5 separate regions of the Homo sapiens genome follow, and regions 2, 3, 4 and 5 are each linked to region 1. Evidence: chromatin loops called from intact Hi-C (ENCODE). Cell type or tissue: Caco-2. All regions are shown on one strand.

The links. Peaks named below come from ENCODE experiments on the same cell type or tissue, not always from the same donor. Only the 100,000 strongest peaks of a DNase experiment are listed, where the experiment ranks them.
Region 2: it touches region 1 in a loop (11-fold over the local background); 12 of 110 quality-filtered maps call a loop at or near these places.
Region 3: a loop joins it to region 1, with 14 times the contacts of the local background. A loop is called at or near these places in 3 of 110 quality-filtered maps.
Region 4: a loop joins it to region 1, with 31 times the contacts of the local background. A loop is called at or near these places in 30 of 110 quality-filtered maps.
Region 5: it touches region 1 in a loop (4-fold over the local background); 3 of 110 quality-filtered maps call a loop at or near these places.

What each region holds. Positions count from the first base shown.
Region 1 is chr18:51,534,588-51,539,587 of GRCh38, forward strand. The region is part of intron 1 of LINC01630 (long intergenic non-protein coding RNA 1630); the gene reads left to right. Among named protein-coding and RNA genes, the nearest start is that of LINC01630, 150 kb to the left of the region's middle. In Caco-2, no CTCF peak of the experiment used is centred here; a DNase peak (open chromatin) is centred at 3,094.
Region 2 is chr18:51,277,984-51,282,983 of GRCh38, forward strand. No RefSeq gene overlaps it. Among named protein-coding and RNA genes, the nearest start is that of MEX3C, 83 kb to the left of the region's middle. In Caco-2, a CTCF peak has its summit at 227 (motif pointing right); a DNase peak (open chromatin) is centred at 1,888.
Region 3 is chr18:51,319,448-51,324,447 of GRCh38, forward strand. No RefSeq gene overlaps it. Among named protein-coding and RNA genes, the nearest start is that of LINC01630, 70 kb to the right of the region's middle. In Caco-2, no CTCF peak of the experiment used is centred here; a DNase peak (open chromatin) is centred at 2,454.
Region 4 is chr18:51,108,483-51,113,482 of GRCh38, forward strand. No RefSeq gene overlaps it. Among named protein-coding and RNA genes, the nearest start is that of SMAD4, 81 kb to the left of the region's middle. RefSeq lists enhancers at 1,191-1,692, 1,693-2,192 and a silencer at 1,935-2,044. In Caco-2, a CTCF peak has its summit at 2,021 (motif pointing right); no DNase peak of the experiment used is centred here.
Region 5 is chr18:51,133,788-51,138,787 of GRCh38, forward strand. No RefSeq gene overlaps it. Among named protein-coding and RNA genes, the nearest start is that of MEX3C, 61 kb to the right of the region's middle. RefSeq lists enhancers at 3,146-4,125, 4,126-5,000. In Caco-2, a CTCF peak has its summit at 2,184; a DNase peak (open chromatin) is centred at 4,354.

The sequences.
Region 1 (5,000 bases):
CAGGTGAGGATGCAGATTGATGGGGAGACTCATGCTTTTTACAGTAGAGTGTTAGTTGATACAACTATTATATATATCATATATATGATATAACTATATCATATATATGATATATATATGTAAAGGGAAGTTTATTAAGTATTTTATATATATATATCTCCTACTAGTTTCGTCTCTCTAGAGAACCCTAATACAGCATTCTTCTATGAGTTTTATATTTTAGCTCTTACATTTAGGACTATGATCAACTTTTATGTGCTGGGATTACAGGCATGAGCCACCGTGCCTGGCCTGGAATTGCTTCTTAATTTCATTAGAAACACAATTATTTTGAATTAAAAATTAGTTCATTTTTGTGTATGGAAGTGGTACACATTTTTTTTTTTGTATATGAATATCCAGTTTTCTCAGAACCATTTGTGGAAAAGACTATTCCTTCTCCATTAAATGGTCTTGGTATCATGGTAGAAAAACAATTGTGCATAAATGTATGGGTTCATTTCTGAATTCTCAATTATACTCTATATGTCTATCATTATGCCAGTAGCACACTACTGTCTTGATTATTTCAGCTGTGTAGTAAGTTTTGTAGTAAATCAGAAAGTGTGAATCCTTCAGCTTCATTTTTCTTCAATATTGTTTTGGCTATACTGGGTCTCTTGCATTTCTATGTGAATTTCAGGATTAGCTTGTCAGTTTCTTCCAAAAGGCAGCTCGGGTTTTGATTAGGATTGCATTGAAACTGTAGATCAGTTTGGGGAATATTGCCATTTTAACAACATGAATTCTTTAAATCGATGAATTTGGGACGATTTTCTATGTTTTTAGATCTTCTTTAATTTCTTTCAACAATGTTTTGTAGTTTTCAAAGCGTATGTTTTGTATTTTTTTTTGTTAACTTTATTCCTAAGTATTTCATTATTTTGGATGCTATTGTAAATGCAATTATTTCTTTTTTTTTTTTTTTTTTTTTTTTTGGCAGAGTTTCACTCTTGTCGCCCAGGCTGGAGTGCAATGGCTCTATCTCGGCTCACTGCAACCTCCACCTCCCAGGTTCAAGCGATTCTCCTGCCTCAGTCTCCTGAGTAGCTGAGATTACAGGTGCCCGCCACCACGCCTGGCTAATTTTTGTACGTTCAGTAGAGATGAGGTTTCACCATATTGCCCAGGGTGCTCTCCAACTCCTGAGCTAAGGTGATCCACCGGCCTCAGCCTCCCAAAGTGCTGGGATTGCAGGCATGAGCCACTGTGCCCGGCCTGGAATTGCTTCTTAATTTCATTAGAAACACAATTACTTTGAATTAATTTTTGAATTTATTGAATTTATATTGAATTAAATGTTCAATTCCTGACATGACCTTTTAACAGGCAGTTAATGTTTTCATTCTATGGACTTTCCTTCATTTCCAATTTTCTAATCAGTTGAAATTCTGGTGTGATAAATGTAGAAACAGGTCAGCCCTGATGGTGCTTTTGCAGGTGCTCTATATCTTATCTGAAGGTTAGCCTTGCAGGTTACAATGGACTCTTATAGACCCTGGAACAATGCTTGTGCTTACCCAGGTTCTGCTTGTAGTGCCACAGGCTTGATTGCTGGAGCCTTTTCATTGTTGTTTGAATTTGCATGTTCAGCCATTGCATTTTCAAAGCAGGAATTATGGTGCCAGGCAATCAAGTTTAGAGGTGCTTCTAGCTCCAGCCTGGACCAGAACTCTTAAGATTCCTGTGCTGGAACTGGACATCAGCTCAGTCCCAGTGGTGAGTTTACTTTTAATATCCTTTAGGTCTCCTTGGCCAGCAGAACTTGGGTCAGCCAATCCTGATCTACTCTGTTTTTCTTAACTTTGAATTTTGGGGAGCAAGTGTTGAGGTCTTTGTTCCTGCCTTCTTAAAAAGCCTAAAGAAAAATCATTAAACTTGGTGTAACTTCTCCTGCCACAAGTTACACACTGCAAGGGCCTGCCTTTGTCAGAACATTAAAAAAAAATCTGTTACAGACATTTCTGGAGCAGTGAGTATCTATTAGATAAGAGAGGCCCTTGAAAATTATATTTTGACTAAGGAAGCCCCTTTCCAAGGTGACTTGCTCTATTCAACTAGACAAAGAAGTGGAGCATGGCTTTGGCACCCCCCATCACACAATGTAAGGTCTTCCATGTGATAAATCATTCCATTTTATTTTTAAAAATACCATTGCATTGGCTCAGTGCTCTTCAGAGTCTCCAGAGATGTTTCCTTGAACTTCAGAGTTGTGCTTGTGTTTGTGAGTGTGACAAGTGGACTTGGAAGTTTGCTCATTCACATTCATTTCTCTTACTGTTAAAACTCTCATGTTTCCTTTTCAAAGAGATGGATTATCTCACCTTTTTTTTAAGTAGTTTTGGTACTCTATGCATTCCATCACATCTTTTTCTTAGACACAATGAAGAGCAGGGCATTTAAAAGTTTACAGAAAACATGCTAAAATAAAATGTAGAGCAGCTTGAAAGAGATTCACTTACTCTAAGTGTACCTGTAGACCATGGTAGCTGAGTTATTGTCATATGATACTCGGTAAGCATATCAGGCTGGCAATCAAAATGCTGAAGCATTGCTTGCAGAAATTAATAGTCCTCAGTATGGGGTTTGGTCTTTACAGTAATGTCAAAGTAGGAAGGATTGTAAGTTCAGCAGCAGGCTTAAAGCCAGGGTCACCTGTATTAGAATTATATGAAGTATATTTGTAATTGAGAAAGGTTTATTGTACTAATTTTACTAAGATTTATCCTTCCAGTTACCTGCAATGTGCATTTCCTTCTATTAATGGCTCTCAGCCAGTCTACTGGAGCAAAAACAAACCAACTGATTGGCATTGTAAGAAATTACTTATTTTTTCTTTAGGAGGAGAGTAGATATTCTGCATGTCTGATTTATGATTATTTATCATGAAAGATTACTGACTATAATAGCCCTAAACAAGCCTCTATTTTCTGGGTAAGACGTAGAAGGAACTAAATAGCAGACATGGCAGAGAGTTCACTAGGAAGCACTTCAACGGATGGACTTCTTCTGCCAGGGCTTCATTTGCATATGGGAGGGCACGGACTAGCAGGATGCAGATCAAGCCCTGTTTTGCCTGCGTCTGAGCTCCTCCTTCCGGCCAGCTGCTGCGCTAGGCACTTAACATACATTGAAAAAGAAAACTAAAAGCCACATTTTTCTTTCTTTTAAAAACTGTATATATTTAAAGCATACAATATGATGTTTTGATATACATATACATAGTGAAGTGATTGCCCTATTTTCCTATTCACAATTTTTCTAGGTCATAATTATGGCTGAACTATTGCTACAAATCTCAATAGATTTAAAGAAAGTAGAAGAGGAAAAGGAAAACTATTAACCCAAGTGACTATGGGAATACAAAGCATCGGGCTAGTTCATTACCTTTTGTCTTAAAGATAAGAGAGGAGGTTAAAGAATATTAACAAACTGATGAACATAAAATGGCAAACAAGAAAGAACATTAGCCAGGGGGAACACATGTCCCTTTAAAATTATACCTATATATATTCTGAATTATTAAATTTAAATTATCACTACTTTATCTGCTATTTTATTGCTGAAATTTCTCACAACTTCATTTGCGAATAAACTCTCCTGTGATGGTCTGCCATTTACATAAGCATATTTATTGGTATCTCCTACGGAGTATAATCTTAACCACAAGGCTATGAATACAGTAAAACTTTACATTTTTGTGAGATACTTTATTTATTCAATTTAAGCTCAAGAAGTAGATGCAATTTATTAGAAAATGTTACAGAAAAGGAATTAATTCACCTCAATTCCAATGCACATACTGGGATGAATAACTCACTGTTATGACATAGTCAACTTTATTCTACCACCTTAATATATAAGGGACAATGGCTGGGCTCAGTGGCTCACGTCTATAATCCCAGCACTTTGGGAGACCGAGGCGGGTGCATCACTTGAGGTCAAGAGTTCAAGACCAGCCTGGCCAACATGGTGAAACCCCATCTCTACTAAAAATACAAAAAGTTTGCTGGGCTTGGTGGCAGGCACCTGTAATCCTGACTACTCTTGAGGCTGTAATCTCAGCTACTGTGAAGCGGGAGAATCGTTTGAACCCGGGAGGCGGAGGTTGCAGTGACCTGAGATTGTGCTACTGCACTCCAGCCTGGGTGACAGAGTGAGACCCTGTCTCTCTCAAAAAAAAAAAAAAAAAAAAAAAAAAAAAAAAAAAAATACACACACACACACACACGCGCGCGCATATATATATATATATATATCTTGATCACCAAGCCCACTGCAAACTGCTGCTGTTCATTTTCTCACTTTCTCTTGCCTGGACTATTGTAGATTTTCTCACTGACTTTTCTACTCCTAACCTTCCTTTTATATTTGTCCAAAGACTAATCTTTCTCACAATCAGAACCCCTCATATTTTCCCCTTTCTTAAAACCCTTCAATGACTTTATCCTTGCTTTTAGAATGAAGCACCAGCTCCTTAGGGTATTGTACAAAGTTCTTCACAGCCTTTAATCTCAGATCTCTCTCCCTTGCCATACACATCTTACTATCCAGACACATCTAAAATACTTGCAGATCTCTGGATGCATTATGATATTTAACATCTTCATGCCTTTCTTCATGTTTCAACTGTTTTTTTGTTTTGTTTTGTTTTGTTTTTGAGACTGAGTCTTGCCCTGTCACCCAGGCTAGAGTGCAGTGGTGCGATCTCTGCTCACCACAGCCTCTGCCTCCTGGGTTCATGTAATTCTCCTGCCTCAGCCTCCCAAGAAACTGGGATGACAGGTGTATGCCACCATGCCAGGCTAATTTTTGTATTTTTAGTAGAGATGGGGTCTCGCCATATTGGCCAGGCTGGTCTCAAACTCCTGGCCTCAAGCGATCTGCCTGCCTCAGCCTCTCAAAGTGCTGGGATTACAGGCATGAGCCACGGCACCCAGCTGACATTTCATCTTCTTTAT
Region 2 (5,000 bases), 260 kb before region 1:
GCATGATCACAGCTTACTGCAGCCTTGAACTCCTGGGCTGAAGCGATCCTCCCACTTCAGCCTCCTGAGTAGCTGGGACTACTGGCGTGCACCATGACGCCTGGTTTCCTTAACCTTAATTATGTTATGGCCTTCAGTATAGGAGCCCATGCTCTGTAATTTCTCTTATTGGAGCCAGTGATTTTACATCAGGCTTGCAGCCTTAAAGCTTTTCCTTACCCACAGGGCAGCCCCATCACACACCTCTAGGGGGCACTGTTTGCTTTCATCCTCTATGACTGGCACCTGCTGGAGATGGGCAGTGCACTTTCATCCTCTGGCATGGCTGATGTTGGGCAGTGCACTTTCATCCTCTGGCATGGCTGATATTGGGCAGCGTTGACTCCCAAGGCTTTCTTGTGAGTACAAAGGCCATGGGTCTTCACCGATCCCATCTTTCTCAAGGCCAATCTACTCTTTCAGAGAGATATGTTTAGCATGGGCTGTGGAAAAGATCAAAGAATCAAGAATAGAATTCTTGCCTCTGTGTTCCAAATTAGCAATGGGATTCTTGGTATTTTGAAAATATTTTTACAGTGATTGGCTAATGAAGGAGCCCATGGAGATAAATAACATCAGGAAGCTTTCAAGGCTAATAATACCTTAATTTTCTGTTGTAACCTTTACTCTCTAGACTTCTAATCGATATGCCAGTTTAGCAAGCTGATGTAAATATTCTTTCCTACTTGGAATGCTCTTCTTCACTATGCCTGTTTAATTTCTCTACATCCTCAAAATCCCAGTTCAAGTCCCACCACCTCCAGGAAGTCTTCCCTCACCACTTTCATCCACAGTCACTGTTCCTTCTTCTGAATTTGGTACTACTCAGAGCCTGCATCTCACTATTAGCATTCACCTAGTGTGCACTGTTGGTTTTCTTTTTATATGTGTGTATTAGGAACTATTATCTTGTCTAATTCTCATCGCAGTTAATTTTTGTTGCTCTGTGGTCCTCTTTTCCCACTGAGGATGTGGCAGCTACTATCAGGGGGTGAAGAATTAGACAAATAGCCCTCAAGACCACCCTCACTTCTGATACCAAATGTAAGTTCAGGGGGTTCCCAAGACCATCCCCACATTTGGTCATTTGCTAGAATTTTCTAGAAGGATTCACAGAGCTCACTGAAGGCTGTTATACTCATGGTTACAGTTTAGTACAGGGAAAGCATACAGATGAAAATCAGCCAAGGGAAGAGACATGTAGGGCAGGGTCCAGGAAAATTCCAAGCATGGAGCTTTCAGCCATCTTCTCCTAGTGTCATGGACAGTGTTACTCTTCCAGCAAAGATATTTGATAATACATATGGAGTACTGCCAACCAAGAAGCTCACCTGAGCCTGGGTGACCAGGGTTATTTTATTTTAGAAATAGGGTCTTGTTCTGTCATCCAGGCTGTGGTGCAGTGGCACAGTCATAGCTCACTGTAACCTCAAACTCTTGGGCTCAAGCAATCCTCCAGCCTCAGCCTCCCAAGTAGCTGGGAATACAGGCATGCGTCACCATGCTTGGCTAATTTTTAAATTTATTTTGTAAAGGCAGGGTCTTGCTATGTTGCCCAGGCTGGTCTTGAACTCCTGACCTCAAGTGATACTCCCACCTCAGCCTCTCAAAGTGTTAGGATTACAGGCATGAGCCACTGTGGTAGTCTAAGAGTTTGTACTGAGGTTTCATGGTCAACTTTCCACATGGCTGACCTCAGGTTCCAGTTCCTCTAGAGATTGAACTGATATCATATGACTCAAATTTTCACTATAAATCACACTGTTGGACTTTCTGGTGTAGTCCAAAGTCCCTTAGAAAACAAGGACACTGTTATCAGGCAGGACATTCCAAGGGCTTAGAGATGACTGCCCAGGGGCCAACAGCAAAGTCCAGACCGCTCTTTGAGCAAAGTTAAATCATTTACTACACAGTGGGCTTTGCAAAATCTAACTGAAGACTAGAGATCAATTTCAGTTCCTGACTTCCCAGATAGGGTCTCAGGTACATTTCAGAGATAATAATCAGGATTTTCATTTGCAAGATTTTTATGTGCAGAGCCAGCTTCTTTGGGAGAAGTAAGGTTTGTGGGTTCTATGTGAATCAAAGCTGGAGGATTAGAGTTTTGAGTTTATTCATGTTAACAATAGGAGAGGAAATTAGGTAGGATGTCATATAGAGCAATTTCTCACCATACAGGAAGGCAGTAAAGACCCTTTCTGGGCTGGAAGGAGGAGACTGGGAGAGAGAGAGAAAGGAGACAGGAGAGAGGTTCTCATTTGCCCCACTCGTGGGGTTGAAATCAAGGTGTGGGGACAGGTGGGGTCAAAGGCGGCTCAGATGCATTTAAGGATCTGGACACAGAGGGTACACTTGCTCTTCCTTCTGTCTGGAAATCTTGGACACCAGCTCAGAGAGAAAGACCTGCACAAACAAACTATAAAGATTGAGCACACATGAAGTTTTTTGAGTTGTAAGCAAACAGCATCCCACATCAAAATGGCAGGTGTGGGACAATGTGCATATCCATTGTTATGTTGCATGATCCATAGATGAACAGGAATCTGTCCACATCAATGGCAATGGTTGTGTTATTTATTTATTTATTTATTTTTGAGACAGAGTCTTGCTCTGTCACCCAGGCTGGAGTGCAGTGTGCGATCTCGGCTCACTGCAAGCCCTGCCTCCCGGGTTCATGCCATTCTGCCTCAGCCTCCCGAGTAGCTGGGACTACAGGTGCCCATCACCACACCCAGCTAATTTTTTTGTATTTTTAGTAGAGACAGGGTTTCACTGTGTTAGCCAGGATGGTCTTGATCTCCTGACCTCGTGATCTGCCCGTCTCGGCCTCCCAAAGTGTTGGGATTACAGGCGTGAGCCACCGCGCCCGGCCTGTTATTTTTTTAAGGCAGAGTAGGCAATTTACATCTTTTCTTGTCTTTCTTGGTTAGGTATCTAATCTCTAAATTAAAATAGTTGTGGCCAATTATATCTGATCACTTATGACTATGTCTTCCTTGCTTAAATGTTGTCAATAAAACTCCCTGTTTCTTGGCCCAGCATTCAGGCCTCCAAAGTTTGGCCTCTGCCTTCCTGCCTGACTTCATCTTCTATTCCTTCTCCTTAGACAGTGCCTGCTGTAACAACATACTGCAAACTGAGTGGCTTAAACAGCAAATATTTATTTCTCACAGTTTTGGGGGATGGAAGTCTGAGACCAGGGTGCCAGCAGGGTTGGGTTCTTGGTGAGGGCTCTTTTCCTGGTTCACAGGCAGCCATCTTCTTGGTGTGTCCTCACACTGGAAAAAGGAGAGCTGACTAGCTCTCTGGCTTCTTCTTTTTTTTTTTCTTTTTTAGAGACAGGGTCTTTCTGTATTGCCCAGGCTGAACTCAAACTCCTGGGCTCAAGCAATACCCCTGTCTTAGCCTCCCAAGTAGCTGGGACTGCAGGTGTGTGACACTGTACCTGGCTTCTGGCCTCTTCTTATGTCAATGAAAAGAGTCAAACTGTGTAAAATATTTGAAGAGATTTACTCTGAGCCAAATGTGAGGACCATGACTGATGACACAGTCTGACGAGGTCCTGAGAACATATACCCAAGGTAGTTGGGTCACAGCTTAATTTTATACATTTTAGGGGGAACAGAAGTTACAGGCAGACATCCATCAATGCATGTAAGGTGCACGGTGGTTCAGTCTGGAAAGGCAGGACAACTCCAAGTGGGGTGGGGTGAGGTGGAGGCTTCCAGGTCACAGGTGGTTTCAAAGGTTTTCTGATTGGCAATTGGTTGAAAGAGTTGATTCTCTCCTAGATCAGGGAAAAGACCTGGAAAGGGAAGGAGATTCTCTAGAGAGTAATTTTCCCTACAAGAGGCAGCTTTGCAGGGCCATTTCAAAATATGTCAAATAAATAAATTTTAGGGCAAAATACTTCGATTTCTTTCAGGGCCTACTATCTATCATGTGATGCTATAGTAGAGTCAGGTTGGAATTTGGTATCTTATTGCTGCAAAGAGTCTGTTTTATCAATCTTAAGATCTCTGCTTTAATGTTAGCACTGACAATTTGTGCCTGAATTCCAAAAGGAGGAGGGTATAATGAAGCATGTCTGACTTCCGCTTTCCATCACAGCCTGAACTAGTTTTACTTTGGAATGCCCTTGGCTGAGAGGGGGGCTTCATCAGTCAATTGAAGGGCTTAGAATTTTATTTTTGGTTTACACATCTAAGAACACTAATCTCATTCATAATGGCTCCACCTTCATGACCTAATCATCTCCCAAAGACTCCGTCTTCAAATACTGTTGCTTTGGGGTTAGCATTTCAACATACAAAGTTTGAGGGGATACAAACTTCAGTCCATTGCAGATAAACTACTCTCAGCTAAATGGAACTCAGCAGTTCTTGAATGCACTACCCCATCTTTTTGCCTTTACTTAGACTGTTTCTTCTTCCTGGACTGTCTTTCCCCCATTTCTGTCAGGCTTAAATTCCACTTCCTCCATGAAGTCTTCAACTTTCCACACTGGAAGTTAGCCTCCCATAGCACAGTGTCTTTACTTCTCTTACAGGATTTTCAAAATGTACCCATCTGTCATTATCTGAGTATAAGTCACATACCTGATTGTTAATTTCTGGAAGGCAAAGATTATGTCTTTCTTTCTTTCTTTTTTTTTTGAGGTGGAGTCTTGCTCTGTCTCCCGGGCTGGAGTGCAGTGGTGCGATCTCAGCTCACTGCAACCTCTGCCTCCTGGGTTCAAGTGTTTCTCATGCCTCAGCCTCCCTAGTAGCTGGGATTACAGGTGCCCACCACCACACCCAGCTAATTTTTTGTATTTTTAGTAGAGACAGCATTTCACCAGGTTGGTCAGGCTGATCCTGAACTCCTGACCTTAAGTAATCCATCTGCCTCAGCCTTCCAAAGTGTTGGGATTACAGGCCTGAGCCACTGCAGCCGGCCATGTCTTTTTTTTGTTTTGTTTT
Region 3 (5,000 bases), 220 kb before region 1:
AGATCACACCACTGTGCTCCAGCCTGGGCGACAGACAGAGACCCCATCTCAAAAAAAAAAAAAAAAAAGAAAAAAAAAGGAGATACAGGGACTCACACACTTGGTCTTTATTTGAGGTAACTTAATTCAAATGACTTCTTAGAATTATATGGGATAACGACCACAATAGAAATTTCTGGAGATTCTTGTCCTACCCACAGCCTTCTTTACTAGAAACTACTCTCCCCACCAGTAGTCTGGGTGGAAGGAGAAGTGGGATCCAGGTAGACTTTGTTTGTACCATGCTCCCTCCCCTCCCCTGATTGGATCTGTGGTGGATGCCTGACCAGAGTCCAGCCAATCCACTTGTTGGCCAGCATCCAATCAGATTCTCTCTTTTGAGAATTTGAAACTGGAGACAGAGAGAGTGAAGGGGTCCTGAAAGGTCCAGTTGACATAGGCTTGTGTCTATAATGCAGCTCAAAGAGAAATGGAGAGGAGAGAGCAAGATCTGGGAAAAAACACATAGCTCTGGAGAGGTAGAACAAGGTCTGTTTCCAGGGCAGGAATTTTTGCATGTCCTACAAGGCATTTCTTTTTGATTGGAATCCACAGTCGGATGGATTTATTTATTTATTTTTTATTTGAGATGAAAAGTCTTGCTCTGTTGCCCAGGCTGGAGTGCAGTGGTATGATCTCAGCTCACTGCAGCCTCTGTCTCCCCCGGTTCAAGCCTCCAGAGTAACTGGGACTACAGGCCCATGCCACCACACCCTGCTAATTTTTGTATGTGTTTTTTTTTTTTTTTTTTTTTTAGTAGAAACGAGGTTTCACCACGTTGGCCAGGCTGGTCTCGAACCCCTGAGCTCAAGTGATCTGCTTGCCTCAGCCTCCCAAAGTGCTGGGATTCAGGCCTGAGCCCCTTCACCCAGCCAGTTGAGTGGATTTCTGTTCCTTGAAACCCACTGATTCCTGAGAGAATGATGTGAACCATATGCTTCTCTCTGGTTGTGACAGCATGTATTGACTTATCTACAGTATATTAGTCTGTTTTCACACTGCCGATAAAGACTGGGAAGAAAATAGGTTTATTGGACTCACAGTTCAATGGCTGGGGAGACCTCACAATCATGGCGGAAGGCAAAAGGCACTTCCTACATGGCATCAGCAGAGAGAATTTACGCAAGTATACGCCCGTTTTTAGAACCATCAGATCTCATGAAACTCATTCTCTATCACGAGAGCAGTGCAGGAAAGACCCGCCCCCATAATTCAATCACCTCCCACTGGGTTCTTCCCAGACACGTGGGAATTGTGGGAGTTACAATTCAAGATGAAATTTGGGTGGGGACACAGCCAAACCATATGATATGGTATGTTAATTTATGTAAATGTACTGGGCGTGGTGGCTTACACCTGTAATCCCAGCACTTTGGGAGGCCGAAGAGGGTGGATTGCCTGAGGTCAGGAGTTTGAGACCAGCCTGGCCAACATGGTGAAAATCCCGTCTACTAAAAATACAGAAATTAGCCGTGCCTGGTGGCAGGCACATGTAATCCCAGCTACTCGGGAGGCTGAGGCGGGAAAATCGATTGAATCCGGAAGGCGGAGGTGCGGTGAGCTGAGATCTGGCCACTGCACTCCAGCCTGGGCGACAGAGAGAGACGCCATCTCAAAAAAAAAATTATGTAAATGACATACAATTTAGAGTTTTTTGGGGGAGGGGAGTTAAAGACTAGTTGTGTTTTTCTTGACAAGATAGTGTGAAGTCTCCGGAGTGGAATCCTCAATTCTTGTTCAGCAAATGTTTGAGTACCTGCCACATACCAAAGGGACTCCTGTGGTTGGACACATCTGCACTACTCCAGACAGGCTTTCCTCAGCCTTTCCTATGCAGCTAAGACCTGGTCAAGAGACAAGATTATTCAGCTTCTGAGTGATACATATTGCTTGCTTCTCTGTCTTTCGGCTCTGCCTGCATTTTCCAAGTTTCAGGCTCCTAGGCGTCTCTGCCACTGGGTGGAGGAAAGAACAGAGGAGATGCAGGGGAAAATAATTAAAGCCAGCCAGTCTTGCTCCATACTTTGAGTTCCAGCTCTAAGTTTGGTGAAGGAAATAGTTCACAGGCTGATGGGGAGAATGTTTAGTTAAGAAATCTTTACTTTTGAATTATCATCGATGTGTCCATTAGATTCCTGACATTTCCAGTTCTGTGGAGGCAGCAGAAGGTGGGGGAAGAATCCAGCCTTCAGGCCTGTGTCCTTTCCAATCCTGGCTTTACTAATGGGGGGATGTGGGCAAGGTCCACTCTTATCTTCAAGCCTTTGTTTCCCATTGATAAAATGAACATTAATAATCTAACTCACAGAGTGGTTTTAGGAGCAAATAAGAAACTAGATGGAAAGAGATTTCCACATCATAAGGAATAAAGAATGTGTGGGGGATGGTCAGTGAGGCCGTAGTGGAGAAATGGCTGTGTCTGCAGCACAAGTCTCAACCTGCCCTGACTTGCAACACCTCCAAGATTCCAGACTCAGGATTCTTTTCCTTTTAATCCTTCTTTTCTGTAGCTCTCTCTGGGGAAAGAAAAAAAAATGCCTCCAGTAGGGGGATTACAGAACATAGAAACAAGCCTTCATTTTGGAATACTTAGTAAGGTATTTCTCTCTATTGAAGATTCTTGATCAAAGGTAAATCTGTTTTATATTTTGGTCAATTTGAGTAAAAGTCACTGAACTCTTTTCCTCCCACAGTCTATACAGAAGGTGAAAAAGAAGAATCATCAAAGGGCTGGGCATTTCCTTCCAAGCACTCTCCCCCAGGGACTGCCCACTGGGACCTCTCACCTCTAACGATTCTGCCTTAGTTGGTCTGGGGTGCCGCCTGGACATCTGTGTTTTCAGAAAGTTCCCAGGACATTCTAATGGGCATCCAGGGTGCGAACTTACTGAGCTGGTCTAAACCATCAGTTGGCAGATGAGGAGATGGAGGCTGTGATTTATTTTAAACTATAGCCCTTCATTTAAATTCCTGTCGGCCTCCTCAGGAGGTTTGGCTAACACAGAAATCTCCAGTATTCTAAAATGGAGAAACGGTGCGGTGGCTCACGCCGTTGATCGCAGCACTTTGGGAAGCCGAGGCGAGAGATCGCTTGAGGTCAGGAGTTTGAGACCATCCTGGACAATGTGGTAAAACCCCATCTCTATTAAAAATAACAAAAATTAGCCAGGTATGGTGGTGGGCACCTGTAATCCCAGCTACTCAGGAGGCTGAGGCAGGAGAATCGTTTGAACTAGGAGGTGGAGGTTGCAGTGAGCTGAGATCGTGCCACTGCACTCCAGCCCGGGCGACAGACTGAGACTCTGTCTCAAAATATATATATATGAGAAATGTTCCACCCCAGCCAGCCTAAACTCTTAATGTCATTACCATAATGATCCTCAACACCTTCCTGACAATGTCAGGCATCTTTAATATCCTCCGTATTCCCAAGGTGACTTCTGGAATTGGGAGAAATACTTCTATTTATGTTTCTTGCTTCAGTCCATTTCTTTCTGCTTCCACTGCCCTCCCACTGGGTCATGTCTTAGCTGACATCTGACCTGGTCCATCAGCCTGCAAACTGGTCTCCTGCTCTCTGCTTTCCTTTGCTTTATTCTACCTGAAATACCAGGGTCTCAATGTCTCAGCCTGACCAAGAAAGTCTCCCACCTCTAGTTTCTGAACATATTTTGTATTATTCTGCCCTGCTTCAGGCTTTGCTCTTCACCTTCCACTTCCTTTTCTGCCTTCTGAACCTCATTTATTCTTCAAAGTTCAGCTGAAGTGTAGTCTCCTCTATTGAGTCTTTTGGGATCTCCTACCACCAGAAGGATTTCTCCCTGAATTCCTGTCACACTTTATTTGTGCTTGGCTTTGACACATAGCAGATACTGAATCTCACACAGAGACTTTGATCTCCTTGGGGATCCCATCCTTTATATCTTTCTACCTCCTTACATAATACCTAACATGGTCTTTTTTTTTTTTTTTGGCCATGGTTGGTGTGTGGTAAATATTTGTCGCATGAATGAATGCATAATTGTACAAACAGTTAAGTGACTTTTGCAAGATCATCTAGCTAGTCTGATGGACAGAGTAGAGAGCCAATTCATGTCTCTGGTATTTACACTCAATACCATCCCCAGAAGCCCATTTTCCTTAAAGACAATTGATAAATGGCTCACTTAAAAAAATTAGCTATCTCATCAAGAACATCTGTTTGCTAGTTTAGAAAAAAATGAGTAAGAAAAAAGTTAAGTAATTTGGGAGAGGAAAAAACTGTCTGTGAGTAGCTCAACCAAAACAAAGCGAATACACAAAATCTCCCAAATATTAAGATTTGTTGAGAGCTACATTTTCCTGTTATTCTTGGGAGGGTCTGAGAAAGCAGGAGGTTGGGGTAAAGGGGATAAGAACAGGTTGCTCCCAGAAGATCAGGTGTCTCAGGCTTTGTGGAAGCATCTACTCTGCCTGAGTGCTATGTGGTTGCTGCATATTCTCGACATTGCATGATAGACTTGGTATAGCCTGGGTTAGCAAGGGTTAGGGCAGTTTCTTCCCCATTATCATCTCATTAAACTTCTGAATGCTAAAGCTTTACTAGCTGAGTCTATCAGGTTTAATCTCTCCTGAATTCCACACATTTCATTTAAGCTGCATAGTTAATTGCCTAACGGGTAATTGAAAATGAGGCATGAAACATGTGGTGAGTGAAGGCTAGAATACAGACCTTAACTTTACGTTCCTCGTGGCTCTGTGAGCTCAGCATCCATTAATTGCATTCCCTTTGATTACCAGCAATTGGTTCAGCCAGTGAGTTAGCTCCAAGTGCCTGCTTTTTAGAATCTTAACTGCCATTTCCATCTCCCTCCTTCCCCACTTCCCATCCCACCACCACCAAGCACACACCCATACACACATCTGCACGTACACATACACTCCTCTTTTCTATTCCTGGGATAGTGGCCTCTCTCAAACTA
Region 4 (5,000 bases), 430 kb before region 1:
ACCACAAAAACATTACTGATGGACCAATAAAAAGCGAAAGGAGTCATGGGGGAAACCAGTACATCTCTGCAGTGTGTAAAGCAACCCAACCTCATAAACGCCGCTGACCTTTCCTGTGACAAACCAAGCCCTGAGAGCTTTGGTTTTAATTGACAGTGAGACCACAGGTACATTGCCCTTCACTGCTGTTACGGGTTGAATGGTGTCCCCCTAAAAGAGATGTTATTCTAACCCTTAGTACCTGTGAATGTCACATTATTTGGAAACAGGGTCTTTGCAGAAGTAATCAAGTTAAGATGAGGTCATTAGGGTGGGCCTCAGTTCACTATGACTGGTGTCCTTAGAAAAAGAAAAGATACAGATTGACACCAGGGAGAGCACCATGGGAATATATTTTTTTTCTCTGTCGGCCAGGCTGGAGTGCAGTGGCGCGACCTCAGCTCACTGCAACCCTCACCTCCTTGGGTTCAAGTGATTCTCGTGCCTCAGCCTTTCAAGTAGCTGGGATTATAGGTGCCTGCCACTATGCCTGGCTAATTTTTTGTATTTTCAGTAGAGACAGGTTTCACTATATTGGCCAGGCTGGTTTCAAACTCCTGGTCTCAAGTGATCCACTCCCCTTGGCCTCCCAAAGTACTAGGATTATAGGCGTGAGCCATCCAGCCTGGGGTCATTCATTCTTCAAGTGTGCAGCGTGTGCCCACTGTGAACCAGGCTTTGTGCTGGGGGCTGCAGGTGGACTCTCTGCTGAGCAAAATGGTAGCTGACTTAATGCCCTGGCAGGCTGCTTTCTTTAAGGAGAAATTATTATAGTATTGGGCCAAGCCAGGCCACATTGCAGTGTCCTTAAGGGAACCCGCTGGGAATGCAGATCCTTGGCCTGCAGAGGCCAAGGCTGAGGGGCACATGCGGTGGGATCAGAGCAAGTCGGAGGAACACCCAGGGCGGAACTGGGGCAGGAGGACTTAGCTGTCACCTCTGGTGAGCTGGAAGTACCTGTCCTTGGTACACTGAAAACCAACCAAAGGACTACTCAGACAGGAGGGAGAGTAAAGGTGCGAAATATTCCACCGTGGGTGACCACACTACCACAATAATACGTCTTCCTACAGGTTTACAGGAATCAGTAACTGAACGTTCAGGTGTCAGATTAAGAGATTATGGCATCTGTCCCTCCCGAGGTCAAATCTTAGCTCTGTTACTGTGTGTTGGAACTTCACAACGTTTTTAACTTTGAAAGACGCTGTATCTTCATCTGTAAAACACTGACGGAAATACCTAACTTCTTAGGTTTGGCGTGAGCATAAAGTGAGAAAAGTGTACGTAACGATCTTAACGATATGACTGGAGCCTGGAAAGGCATTCCTGAGACCTCGCTACCGAAAGTGAAAGGGACGCATAATGGAAAAGTGTTAAGTCTGGGAGATGTCCGTGGCCTTTGAAGTGGACACGCCGGTCATAAACTTGGCCTAGAGGGACTGTTCAGTGTCCTGTTTGGGGAATGGTGGCCTCCTCCAAGGCTCACCACCGCGGCAGGTGTGGTCCTGGCTCTGCAGGTGAAGGGAGCTCCAGATTCTAGGTGTGGAGCGAGCCCTTTGCGAGGTGACAGCGCGAGGTCCCCTCAATGCACTGGGGAGGCGGATTTTCCCAGCGAGAAGGGGCTAGCAGGAGCTGCGTTTATTGTGAAGGCCCACAGGTAACGGGGCCATGCACCCCAGGGCGAGACTGGAGTTAAAGGTGGGCGGCAGTCCCTGGTATTCAAGGCCACCTAAGACACCCTGGACGGTGGACCCTGGGAAAGAGCCGGGGTGCCCCCGCCCTGGCCAGGGTTTGCCCCTTGTGGGGCGGAGGGAGCTGGGGCAAGCAGCGCTGACGGTAGCCTGGGAACTGGGCCAGGGTCTGCAGGGCGGGCTGGGAGCAGGGCAGGAGGGAGGAGAGGGAAGAGGGCAGTGGGGTCAGAGGGCCCCAGCGCCTGCCCCGGGCTGGGGATACCACGCAGCCGAGTTCCCACGGCCACCACTGGGTGTCGCCCTTGCCCCGCGAAGGGAGCAGGCGCGCGTTTCCCGAGGCGCCTCTGTCCTCCCAGCTCCTCCGGGCTAGATAGACAATGTCCCGGGACCCAGGTGGGCGTAGTGGACCAAGCCCGGAGTCGTCAACCGCAGTCCCTGAGGGGCTGGCCCTGTGCAGAGCCCGAGGCTGGGTGGGCTTGGACCGCTGCCTTCAGAGAGCCCGCCAGGCCCAGCCTTGCCCGGACGCTCCCAGCACCTGGATTCTGCGGAGTCTGGATCTTCACTGTGAGGCTGCCGGGCCCTCCAGGAGACATCCTGTTGTGTCCAGAATTGGTGGGTTCTTGGTCTCACTGACTTCAAGAATGAAGCCGCGGACCCTCGTGGTGAGTGTTACAGTTCTTAAAGGCGGTGTGTCCGGAGTTTGTTCCTTCTGATGTTCGGATGTGTTCGGAGTTTCTTCCTTCTGGTGGGTTCGTGGTCTCGCTGGCTCAGGAATGAAGGTGCAGACCTTCGCAGTGGGTGTTACAGCTCTTAAGATGGCGCATCTGGAGTTGTTCGTTCCTCCCGCTGGAGTTGTTCGTTCCTCCCAGTGGGTTCGTGGTCTCACTGGCTTCAGGAGTGAAGCTGCAGACATTCGTGGTGAGTGTTACAGCTCTTAAAGGCAGTGTGGACCCAAAGAGTGAGCAGTAGCAATATTTATTGCAAAGAGCGAAAGAACAAAGCTTCCACAGTGTGGAAGGGGACCCAAGTGGGTTGCCACTGCTGGCTCAGGCAGCCTGCTTTTATTCTCTTATCTGGCCCTACCCACATCCTGCTGATTGGTCCATTTTACAGAGAGCTGATTGGTTTGTTTTACAGAGAGCTGATTGGTCCGTTTTGACAGGGTGCTGATTGGCGCGTTTACAATCCCTGGGCTAGACACAAAAGTTCTCGGTGTCTCCACTAGATTAGCTAGATACAGAGTGTCAACTGGTGTGTTTACAAACCCTGAGCTAGACACAGAGTGCTGATTGGTGCATTTACAAACTGTGAGCTAGATACAGAGTGCCGATTGGTGCATTCACAATCCCTTAGCTAGACATAAAGGTTCTCCAAGTCCCCACCAGATTAACTAGATACAGAGTGCCAACTGGTGCCTTCACAAACCCTGAGCTAGACACAGGGTGCTGATTGGTGTGTTTACAAACCTTGAGCTAGATACAGAGTGCTGATTGGTGTATTTAGAATCCCCTAGCTAGACATAAAGGTTCTCTAAGTCCCTACCAGACTCAGGAGCCCAGCTGGCTTCACCCAGTGGATCCCGCACCGGGGCCGCAGGTGGAGCTGCCTGCCAGTCCTGCGCCATGCGCCTGCACTCCTCAGCCCTTGGGCGGTCAATGGGACCAGGGGCCGTGGAGCAGGGGGCAGCACTCGTCTGGGAGGCTTGGGCCATGCAGGAGCCCACGGTGGCGGGGCGGGGGAAGGCTCAGGTATGGCAGGCTGCAGGTTCTGAACCCTGCCCCGCAGGGAGGCAGCTAAGGCCTGGTGAGAAATCGAGCACAGCAGCTGCTGGCCCAGGTGCTAAGCCCCTCACTGCCCAGGGCCAGCAGGGCTGGCTGGCCGCTCCGAGCATGGGCCCCCCAAGCCCACACCCACCCGGAACTTGCGCTGGCCTGCAAGCACTGTGCACAGCCCTGGTTCCCACCCGTGCCTCTCCATCCACACCTCCCCGCAAGCTGAGGGAGCTGGCTCTGGCCTCGGCCAGCCCAGGAAGGGGCTCCCACAGTGCAGCAGTGGGTTGAAGGGCTCCTCAAGTGCCACCAGAGTGGGTGCCCAGGCAGAGGAGGCTCCGAGAGCGAGCGAGGTCTGCGAGGGCTGCCAGCATGCTGTCACCTCTCAATCCCCCCTCTAAACAGGACACCCCAACTGCTGTTGGGAATTTGGCCGATGACCGCTCTAGCTACTTCCTGCTGGATAGGGGCAAAGAAGGGGCCCTGCAGTTGTAGTGTCCTCCAGAGGGGAACTCTCTAGGCCAGTGGAAGTGCCAGTGGGTTGGTCCATGGGTCCTTGGTAGAAGTTGTTAGTTGAACTCATTTGGAGTTCCATTTGTAAGACCATCTGTAGCTTGATGGCCTCAATTCTAGAGGAAACAAATTTGACAAGAAGGTTAAAAATACAAGGCCTGAAGGCGAGTAACAGCAAGATGGCTGCCACGGGACCTAGAAAGGGGAGAAGCCATGTTGCCCAAAGGTTGGTATAAGAGTTTGAAAGGCGTCTGATTTCAGAAGCCTTTTCTTGTAAACGCCGGGCGGCAAATCGTACTATCCCTGACTGGTTAGTGTAAAAACAACACTCTTCCCCTAAGAAGGTGCAGAGTCCTCCTTTTTCAGCAGTGAAGAAGTCTAGGCCTCAGCGGTTTTGGAGAGTCACTGCTGCCAAAGAGTCTATTTGGGATTGTAAAGTAAGAATAGATTTTGTTATTTCTTGCAAACTGTCTGAGAAATCCTTTGAGAGTGTGTGGTAGTAGGATAATGAAGTAGATAAACCGGCTATTCCCCTTCCTGTAGCAGTAGCCATTCCTAACCCTATAAGTAGGGGTATTAGTTGTATGGCTCTGCACTGACGGACTTGAGCTTTGAGGGGTACTGATAAGGTCTGATTTCCTGGGGCAATGTTAATGTTGGGACTTAGAAAGACTAAGGTGCAGGTGCCTGTCCAGTTAGTGGGGAGGCAGATATAGGTCGATCTTCCACATAGAAAAATATGCCTTGGCTGGGTAAACAGAACTTTACCCTGGCTTTTAAAGGAATAGGGTACACTGTTTTTCTCTTTACTACTTCCATCTCTCTTTCTATCTCTTTGACTTCTTCTTTGTCTCTTTCTCTGACTTCCTGTCTCTTTCTCTCTTTCCTTTGACTCCTTCTCTTTGTCTCTATTTCTTCCTCTTTCTCTGACTTTCTTTTTCTCTCTTTCCTTCTTGCTGGTCTGCCAGCTGCTTAGCTGCTGTTCTCC
Region 5 (5,000 bases), 400 kb before region 1:
CAGGCAGGAAAGCAAGCCTTTCGCCGCCAGGGCAAACTTTTCAAGACAAGTCAGAAACCTGTATTTATTTATTTATTTTTACATTTCTCAATGTTTAAATGCTGGCAAATGATTCAAGAAAGTTTCAAACACTTTGGGCCAATCAAAACAGGTCTGAGGGCCAGATTTCAGCCTCAGGCTGCCAGTTCACTGACCTCAGACCCAGACCTCTTTGGAGCCACGTGCCGGCTGGCACTCGGCCTGCTGTTTCCACAGGCCGTGGGGAAGGTCCGCAGTCCAGCCCTCCCGCCCCTCAGCTGTCATTCTGTGAGAGACACTGAAAGATTTCATTTTGAAATATAAATGTACTAAGCATTTTCTGCAAGTTTGTCACCCACCTTTTCCACCGTTTTTCAGCAACAGCTTGACATAGCTTAAGTGCACATGGTTGACTGCAAGCTGAGCAGGTCATTCGTCTCTAGTCCTCAGTTCTATCATCTGTAATGTGAAGGGGTCCAACTAGACACTCATCCAGCTCAAACCTTCACTGGCTCCAAGACCAAGTTTGGGGGGTGGGGAAGGAGTTTTTCTAAAGGTAATAACTTCACTCATGGTTTTAGCTGAGTCTCTAAGAGTGCACTGCAGAGGTAATTTTAAATCTCTAGTAGTCACATTAAAAAAATTAAAAATTAGCTGGGTGTGGTGGTGGGTGCCTGTAGTCCCAGCTACTCAGGAGGCTGAGGTGGGAGGATTGCTTGAGGCTGGCAGGCAGAGGTGGCAGTGAGTTAGATCACGCCACTGTACGCCAGCCTGGGTGACAGAGACAGACCCTGTCTCAAAAATATATTAAAAATTTTAAAAAAATAAAAATTAAAAATAAATAGGTAAAGTTAATGTTAATAATGCATTTCATTTAATGCAACATATAAACATATCAGTTCAATATGTGATCAATATAAACATATTAATGGGATATCTTACATTACTTTTTCACCCCAAGTTTTGGAACTCCAGTCTGTGTCTTACACTCACAGCACATTTCAGGCACTCCATGGCCACCTGTGGCTAGTGGCTACCAAATCGGAAAGCGCAGTTCCAAGGCAAGAAGTGCCAGCAACTGCCACATTCCCAAGAGAGTTGCTAGATTACCTAAGCAGGAAGAGAATCCTGCATCTCCCCCAGTAGGTAAAGCAGTTCATATTCTCCCTGCCTTCCCTCGGCCACATTTTTCTTTCCACTGAGAAAATGTCTTCATCGGCCACATGTGGTGGCTCACACCTGTAATCCCAACACTTTGGGAAGCCAAGGTGGATCACTTGAGGTCAGGAATTTGAGACCCCATCTCTACTAGAAATACAAAAATTAGCCTGGCATGGTGGCGTACGCCTGTAGTCCTAGCTACTTGGGAGCTGAGGCATAAGAGTCACTTGAACCCAGGAGGCAGAGGTTGCAGTGAGCCGAGATCGTGCCACTGCACTCCAGCGTGGGTGATAAAGCGAGAGACTCTGTCTCAAAAAAAAAAAAAAAAAAAAAAAAACTTCATAGTGAAAGACGACCACAGCATACTCAGCTTACCTGGCACACACTGCTGTCCAGCCCAGCAATCAGATAGTACAGTAGTCCCCCTTATCCACGCACAGTTTCAGTTACCCGAGGTCAGCCTCGGTCCAAAAACACCAAATGGAAATTCTGCTAATAAACAATTCGTAAGTTTTAAATCGTGGCTGTTCTGAGTAGCGTGATGAGCATGATGAAATACTGTGCTGTCCTGCTCTGTCCTGCCCGGGATGTGAATCATCCCTTTTCCAGCATGTCCATGCTGCCGACACTCCCCACCAAGTTAGTCACTTAGAGACGCCTCAGTTATCAGATCCACTGTCACAGAATCACAGTGTTTGTGTCCCAGTAACTCTTCTTTGCCTTAATAATGCTCCCAAAAGTGCAAGAGTAGTGATATTGGCATATTGTTATAAATGTTCTATTTTATTATTGTTATTGTTAATCTCTTACTGTGGCTAATTTATAAATTAACATTCACCATAGGTATGTATGTGTAGGAAAAAACAAACCTTATAGGATAGTAGGGTAGTAACCCTACCCTATATAGGATGGTAGGGTTCCATACTACCTGTGGTTTCAAGCATCCACTAGGGGGCTTGGAACATATCCCCTGCAGGTAAGGAGGGACTCCAGTATCTGTTTCCACCATCAGCGATCAGACTCCCCTCTTAATCCCGGGCTCAGTTTACTCAGCTCATGCACTGTTGTCCAGTCCAGCAGTCAGCTCTGTGCCAGCTCTGAGTAGGCAAGACCCAGGGAGCACAGAGTAAGAGCCCGCTCTGGGACTCGTAGCTGACACTGCCTCTAGCCGGTCAGGGCCAGTGGGAACATCGCCCCTCTTCACTATCCCACTGCTCTTGACCCTGAAGTAGCCATAGGCAGCTGTGAGGGCAAGGAAGAGAAACTTGAGGTGGGGAACACAGGCAACACCCACCCAGGCCCCCTGCTGAAAGGCAGGCTCCCAGGCTGCAGCATAAGCTTTAGCTGAAAGTGAAGTTTTGAGAGTCCTGGATCATTCTGCTGGTGTGGATTTACTCATTACTGAACTAAGGCAGTTTGTGTTTCTAAAATTAATCAGAGGGTTTGCTTTAAAACATTCCAGAGGCTGGGCGTGGTGGCTCACGCCTGTAATCCTGACACTTCGGGAGGCCGAGGTGGGCGGATCACGAGGTCAGGAGATCAAGACCATCCTGGCCAACATGGTAAAACCCTGCCTCTACTAAAATACCAAAAATTAGCCAGGCATGGTGGTGCGCGCCTGTAGTCCCAGCTACTCAGGAGGCTGAAGCAGGGGAATCGTTTGAACCCGGGAGGCAGAGGTTGCAGTGAGCCGAGATCACGCCACTGCACTCCAGCCTGGTGACAGAGCAAGACTCCATCTCAATTAAAAAAAAAAAAAAATTCCAGAAAAAAAAATGTGTTGGGGTGAGGTGGGAATTCATATAACAACAACATGGCTGTGATTGGTTACACGGCAATCCACCGTACCATTGTCTTTTTTCTGGTGATGTGTGAAAATTTCCACAATGAAAAATTTTAAACAGTGGCTACAGGACTTTTTAAAATTGGGAGTGAGCAGGAGAGGTATAGAACCTGCTGGAAATTCACGCATGTGTGGGATCAGAGCTATCTTCACAGAGCAGGTTTCAATGGGCAAACTATAGGGGGAAATGATAAAATAATCCAATTGTTTTCTGAGTACACCCTGTGAGATCCACTTGTCCAGCGTTCTGCTTATTTTTTCTGGGTGGTTGAATTTATGTGTTCCCATCCTCCATTCCTAGAGAATGCCTTCTGGCCAAGACTTCCCCAGTGCTCACCCCAGCAGGATCTAGGCAGTTCTGTGGCTCCCTGGCTTTTTTGGGCGATCTGACGACATGGCAGCTCCTTGCCACAGACACCAAGATAGATGTTTCCGGAGTGCAGAGCCCTGGGGGTGCGGAAGGACAGCCTCTGTGAAGATATTCAGCACAGCAGGGGCCATTAGTCACCAAGGATCATTTGACATTTTGAAATGAACTCCCGGGCTCTCCTAAGTAAGCTGGAACACTGAATTATGCCTAGGCTAGTGGCTGTGTCTGGGGCTGAGGGTCCCCGCCAGGAGGGGAGGCTGGGTGCAGCGCCTCAATGCCGGGAAGTGAGCAGCATAGCGCATGCGCAGGAACCTCGCTGGTCCGCCTGTGGTCTCTCAGCTGGGGTCACAGCTCATGGCAGCTTCAGCGGTGTGGGTGGGTGGCCTCGCTTACCATCGACCTTTGTGACAAGCCTTACTGGCTCTTCTTCAGGAACTTGCCACCGAGTATCAGCCGAAACCTGAGTCCGCTGAGGCGTAGGCCAAAGGCCCCTCTAGCTGTCCTTTCTCAGGCCCAGAGGATGCTCACGGAGAAAAGCCACCATTCAGTTGAGTCCATCTCTGGCACCAAAGCTCACAATGAGGCTACGCCGAGGAAACTGGCTTTTCATAGTTAGATTTGGTTTTCTTCCCTGAGCGTGACAGCCAATACTTTATGAAGACTCCCTGAATGCTGGGCATTATTCAGTGCTTGGAATCATGTAATCCTCACAGCAACCCTGTGAGGAGGGGCTTTCCCCGTCCCTGTTGTATGGATGAGAAACGGAAGGCTTGCAGAGGCTACCATGAAGTGACTTGCCCAAGGGCACACAGCCGGTGAGTTGTGACTAGTACTCAACGCAGCCACAAAAGCCTGGCTCTCAACCACTGATCCTGCCTCCCCGGGAGCTTTAGGAAACTAGGCTTATTACAGGTTCCATTCAAGGCAGGGATGGGCGGGGTTCCCAGCTGAGGCCCTGGAGCAGTCCTGCAGCCTTACATTTCTTCAGAGCCAACTACGTGTGGGACATTCCAATCCAGGTGTGGTCAAATGAGGCCCTGTCATGCAGGGGTTCCTGGGTGACTTAGGGGAAGAATGATTTTTTTTTTTTTGAGACAGGGTCTTGCTTGGTGGCCCAGGCTGGGGTGCAGTGGCTCAATCATGGCTCACTGCAGCCTCAACCTCCCGGGATCAAACTCCCACTTCAGCCTCCAGAGTAGCTGGAACTACAGGCACGTGCCACCAGACCCAGCTAATTTTTGTGTTTTTTTGTAGAGAGGGGATTTCACCGTGTTGTCCAGGCTGGTCTCGGACTCCTGGGCTCAAGCTGTCTGCCCGCTTCGGCCTCCCAAAGTGCTGGGATTACAGGCGTGAGCCACTGCACCCGGCCCTGGAAGAATGATTTAAGAATCATTTGTGATGGCGGTCAAATGTTTATTTTGAAATGCCAGAGAATAGTTTTCTAGGCAAAACCTTCCCTCTGCCCAGGTGGCGACACCCTTCATTTGCTTAGCAAACTCTTTTTCCAGTGGTTCTGCAAAGGCTACCCTGAAGAAAAGGAACTAGTAATGCCTAACACTTTCGAGTTTACAAAATGCTATTCCTTACCTGATTTTGCTTTGCTCCGTC